Regions from separate parts of the Homo sapiens genome. Here region 1 is linked to region 2. A link is a loop called in an ENCODE intact Hi-C map of the cell type or tissue named here. Cell type or tissue: PC-9. All regions are shown on one strand. Each heading gives the region's core, and the rest is flanking DNA. Links, peaks and the distances in the headings are about the cores only.

Region 1 (2,925 bases), core at 181-2,680, 52 kb before region 2:
GCCATTTAATGTTAAATCTGCCACCTTCCCCAGGAGTTGGTAATCAAGTGCCTTCAATGGCAAGGGGATGAATGAGTAGGCAGTGATGAGTTGTGGAAGACAGAAGAGGATATGCCCAGTATAAAGGCATTTTGATTTTTAAAAATTGTAAATGCTGTGTAATTCAAAGAAAATATATGTGCAGGTCACCAGTGTAGAATCCCTGCCCTACAGCTGCTCTCGAAGTCCATTTGACCCCAACATCACCCTTTCAAAGGGTCCAGTCTCTGTCTCTTCCCCTACCCCGTCTCCTCCCTCTCCTGTAGCCTCTTCTTCAGGAAGCATCTGGTCTAAACAATTGCAACTACAAATAAAAGAGGTAACCCAAATCTCAAGTAGAAATGCAGGGTACACCAAAGTCCCTTGGGGAATCTTAAAATGCATATTCCCAGGCCTCACTCCCAGAGAGTCTAATACTGAATATTTAGCACAGGGCCTGAGAATATGCATTTTAAAGGCTTGTTTGATGATGCTGATGCAGGTAGCTCAAGGACCACACTCTGGGGGAAACTTTATGCTGTGCTGTGGAACTGACTATCTGTTCTCAATAGATGTATCAAGGTGATGGGGAGAGACCAACACAGTGCAAACACTCGTCCCCCATCATTGCTGCCTTTCCTCTGCCTTTAGGGCCTGCAATCTAACAAGGTTTCATCAAGGACCAGAATTCTAATTGACAGAGGATCTGGTATGGCTGGAGAGAAAACAGCATTTCAGGTGAGGCAGAGCAGTAACAAATGGTAACAAGCTACATTCCAGCTTAAGTTTCTCTGAGCTGACAACTCACACCCTCCATCAAATCCACTCTTACCAGCACATTCTAGAGTTAAATGACTCCACTGGCAGAAAGTCCTGCCTCCCAGCTCACCTGCATAGTGCATACTTGAAATTTGGAGCCGTTTTTTGTTGTTTTTAATTCTGCACTCAACAGCAACAGGGACATCAAACACCATCCTCAGATAGTTGAGAACCATTTATGCAGTGTTAAGTAACACACTCAGAAAGGCCATGGTAAGGGAAATGCTAAGTTCAAGTATGCTCTGAATCAAGATTTTGCATGAATTCTTCCATGGTTTGAATTCCTATTTATAATAACAGTTTGGAAGGTCTTCCATAGGTCCTTTCAGCTTTCAGTAGTACAACTTGGAAATAGTTTATTCTCTCATAACTCATATGGGAAGTGTCTGCCAAGCCTCAAACAGTCTTTTTTTTTCCCTGACAAATACTTCAAGACAGGGCTGCACTCAAGCATTCAAATTTGGTAGCATTAACTCTAGTAACATAACTCTGACAGTCCACTTAAGGAGGGGAGAAAAATCATAAAACCCTTCTGCTTCACTTAATTTAATGTTTGACAAGTCCCTTAAAGAATAACTGGGATATTCTCACCAAATGCTTTAAGTCCTGTTTTTACCACATCTGTCCCTGGAGTTTGTTCATGGACATCTTATGATATAATAAATCCTTCTTTCCTGACACCCAGCCCCCAAACAAGGAATGTGTTAGACAGACGGTATTAATCACTGGGTGGCAATCTGATTTCGAGGCAGATATCGTGTGACAGGAGAATGGCATGCTTCATTTTGCATTGTCCTCACCACAAGATGCCTTTTAGTCAAAGCTGGTCAGGTGAGAACAAATATTTTTCTCTATTTAAGAATTTAATGGGATCAGCCCAAATTCAGTTCATGAACTCAACTTAGTCACATGTGATTGTGGCTAGACATCAAATCCAGCAACAGAGGCTGGATTTCTGTAGTGGAGAATAAAATGGGGATAATTGTGGTGTTTTTTTCCCTGTGGTCTTCTATGTATCCTGGTAGGCATTCCAAAATTGGAAAATTGGTATTTTTCTGATGTTGGACATTGCTATTTGAGTCAGTCACATTATGCAGATGCATTTCAGACTTTCTGTAGAGAGTTTTGTTGTTAGAAAAACTATCCTACTAAGTAGGATCAAAGGCACTTTCTCTTGCAGAGTAGTTTTCAAGGAGAAGATAAAAGCAATTTTTATTGGTAAAAGCTAACTCACATTTAGTTAACCAACAAGCCAACCGGAAATCATTTATTGAGCCTCTCTTATTGCCATTATACTGTAACTCTATAACAGTATAACAATACAATAGGACCAGTCCTTACTTTCCAGAACTACAAAATCTGGGTAAACAGACAAGACTTACTTAGGGTGAGGGAACAATTATAACTCCCATATTCAGCCCTGTGTATGCTTGGTCCATGATAGATATTTAATCATTTCTTACATATACAATAATTGACTGCTAAACTTTAAGGTACAAATAATAAATTCTGGTCATCAGACAAGAGATAATGTGAGGTTTTCTCAAGCTTCTTTGACCATGGAACCCAGCTTTCAGGAAGCTCTTCAGGTAATCATGTTCCATAGAACTTGCTTTGGGAACTTTGGCTCAAATGCACATGGGAGAGGTGGAATTCCTACTATATGAATTCCAGGAAGAGGAGCAAAGAATTAAATGGATGGAAATGAGGGGAGAATCGAGGCAGAGAGAATAACAAAAACATAAGGTGAGGACAAAATTAACCTGAAGCATGGGGAGGTAAAAAATTTTTACCTTTTATAATTGAAATCATTAGAGAATTAAGTGGCTTTTACAATATTCTATATTTCTAAATAGCATCTGTTTTAGCTGAAATAGTGAAAGCCTGAGGGAGGCAAACTTGTGACAGTACAATAAACAATTGGTTTTGTATTCTTATGGAAAACTAGCAATCAGTGAAACCATGTTTAGGGTGCAGAGCACAGACCACCATGCCCAATAGTCTCATAGTTCTCTATGTAAGCTTCTGTAGAAAACAGGGATAGGGGATGGGTGGGGGGACCTGAGGAGGAACATGGGGAAGAAGGGG
Region 2 (2,925 bases), core at 201-2,700:
AAGTAGGAAGCCAGGAGAAGGCAACTGTGCTGCTGGCAGCAGGGCAGATCTAAGGACCTTCAGGTAGCAGTGCAGTTCAATCCTTTGCCCAGAGAAACTGGAAAAGATAGGAAACCCCAGAAAGGGAGTTCAATCATCTGAAGTCCACCTGTGGCCCTGTGGTTTGAAGACCACCTGTGGAGAATCACTTGGTAATCTTGTTGTAAATGCAGACTTCTCTAGCCTACTCCAGGGCCATCACATCAGAACCTTTGAGGGTGAGCTCCAAAAATCTGCACTTTGAATACACTGTAGGTGATTCTTATGCACACAGAAGTTCCCAAACCACACATTTAATGAGAACAAGGGTATCAGATTGATTCTGACCCAAGCTTGAGGCCTGTCTTTTTTCCTTCTTCTTTTTTTCTTTTGAGACAGGGTCTTACTCTATCACTCAGGCTAGAGTGCAGCAGTGCCATCAGCTCACTGCAGTGTCAACCTCCTGGGCTCAAGTGATCATCCTGCCTCAGCCTCCCAAAATGCTGGGATTACAGGCATGCACCACCATGCCTGGCCAAAACCAGGCCTGTCTTCACAAACTTAATGATCAATTGTCCCCCTCCTTCTGTACAACCTCTCTAAGCTGCAGTGTCCCTATCCATCAAATGGAAAAAATAAATACTACTTACCTATAGTCTCGTTGTGAGGATCAAATGATGAACAACCTAAGATGCTTAGATGTAGTGTGCACTCAATAAGTGCAATAAAAACTATAATAAGCTCAAAAAGAATTCATTAAACAGGTGAACAGGTAAAGGAGATGTGATGACAAAATGAGACAGAAGAAAATTCTGAAAGGGCAGAGTTAGAAGTCCAAGCAGGAGGCTGGTGCTCTCAGATTGTGTTTCCAATGATAACCTCCAGTTACCGACACAATGTCTATGTGCCAGGTTACATTCACATTGACTCAAATGACCCTTAAAGCCACCCTGTGAAGTAGGAATTTAATAGGACGTTAGCTAAAGATTGGCAAGGTTAAGCCTCTTGAGCAAAGCAACCCAGCTAGTAAGACATACAACACACATTAGGGAGTAATTTGTGTTACCATCAAATGGCAATAATCCAACTGTGAAGCACCCAGCATGCCTTTCTCTGGACGGAGATGAGCCAGGCCAACACCAAGCAAGCTCTGCAATAGAGCCACATTCTGAGACTAAAGAGTACACAAAGGTATCAGGGCTCAGGAATGTGGGGTCAACAGTAGAGCCGTATTACACAGTCTGCCAAGAACTTTCCTTATCGCCCAAACTATTGTTAGTACCCATAGAGATGGGGAAATAGCAGACATTTATTTCCTGCCACATTTCTAAAAGTGATGAAATTTAAACCACTGTCCTGTTACTCTTCAGTCATGATTTGCTATTAGTATTAAGTGAAAATGCCACATTTCACGGTATTTTTGATACAGGTGGGTAGGGTTCAAAATCCAAATACAGAAACAAGAGCTCTGAAAGGATCACAGTCTGCCTAGGAAGGAGATTATAATGGACACTTGTGTTGCCTAGCCAGCATCCATTCCCCCATCTTCTGTACTAACACCCTTCTTTTCATTTGGGTACCACTTCCCTCACCTAAATTCTCCTGGTTTTGGTTCGAACTGGTTCAATCAAGAGCTGATCTGAAAGGTTGCATTGCAATATCAGGAAAGAAAAGGTTTTCTTCTGCTGCGATTGGATTTGTCAGGGAATAGCCAGTTTGGCCAAGCCCACCTCATGGAGGAAGTTGGAAGTTTGCACCGCTGGATCCACACATGCCAAAAGTTCCACCCCTAGACATTTCAGGTCTGTGGGCCAATGATTTCTTTTCTCTAAGTCTGATTAAATAAGAAGTTTTATAATTTGGGAAAAATAATCCTGACATTGAGAGCTACACGTAACTCAAAGGCTATCAATTTTGTCACCAATTTACACTTAAAGTGAACTGATTGTGTGAATATAGTGCACGGGTAGGAAGAGAATGGTGTGAAAAAAGGAAGATTGGTCCTTAGTCCATGTTCTAGGATAATGATATTGAGGAGAGAAAGAACTCAAGTAAACGAACAAACAAAACAAAATGAAGCTACAAGCAACATGAGTGAGAGGCATCAAAAGAAAAAGAGTGGGGAACATGCAACACCACTCTCTGAAAAATAGAAAAAAAATTAAATATGAAAACAGAGGCTTTGCAAATACATGTGTCCCTGCTCTAAGGTAGCAGGGAGAGAGTGTTAGAAGGGGCCAAATTTTTTTTAAAAGGCAAGGAGACTAGAATGGAATAAGACAAGGACAAAGCATTTCTATGTGGGGCATATTTGGGACAACATTCAGCAGGAGGAGGCATTGAAGTCTAGGATCTTCCCTTAAAATTTAAATTAAGCAGTTAATTTAGTCTGTTGCTTAGTGGACAAACTTAGAGAAATCTGTCTGAATTTATCATCAGCAAATATCCTATTTTCACATGTGGTAGAGGGGAATTGGGAAAATCACCCGCACAAAATTCATAATGCTAGAATGCATTCATAACCAAGACACCATGCTGACAGACAAAAGCAAAAACAATTTCAGCATATAATTTCATTTAAATACAAAAAAAACTCCCTAAATAATCTCAGGCAAATAAATAAATTATGTCCTCATAGATGGATTTAATTCCATGTGACTCAGTAGTATTTGCTTTTAATTTTTTTCATGAGCAGCAATTAATAGGATATATAATTCCATGTATCTCTTCAGGTGCCACACAATCAAATAAAAATAGATTAAATGGAGGGAAAGCAAGAACCGAAAGCCACTTATTTGGTAATTTGGGGCTGGGCGTGGTGGCTCATGCCTGTAATCTCCGCACTTTGGGAGGCCACGAGGGGAGGGTCTCTTGAGTCCAGGAGTTCAAGACTAGCCTGGGCAACAT

Evidence for each region. A loop is a pair of places that touch in the nucleus more often than their neighbours do. Peaks named below come from ENCODE experiments on the same cell type or tissue, not always from the same donor. Only the 100,000 strongest peaks of a DNase experiment are listed, where the experiment ranks them.
Region 1: it touches region 2 in a loop (3-fold over the local background); 1 of 110 quality-filtered maps calls a loop at or near these places.

Annotation. Positions count from the first base shown.
Region 1 is chr14:53,789,710-53,792,634 of GRCh38, forward strand. The region is part of intron 3 of LINC02331 (long intergenic non-protein coding RNA 2331); the gene reads right to left. Among named protein-coding and RNA genes, the nearest start is that of LINC02331, 60 kb to the right of the region's middle. In PC-9, for the core only: no CTCF peak of the experiment used is centred there; a DNase peak (open chromatin) is centred at 1,672.
Region 2 is chr14:53,841,898-53,844,822 of GRCh38, forward strand. The region is part of intron 2 of LINC02331 (long intergenic non-protein coding RNA 2331); the gene reads right to left. Among named protein-coding and RNA genes, the nearest start is that of LINC02331, 7.5 kb to the right of the region's middle. In PC-9, for the core only: no CTCF peak of the experiment used is centred there; a DNase peak (open chromatin) is centred at 1,244; H3K27ac peaks cover 1,213 bases.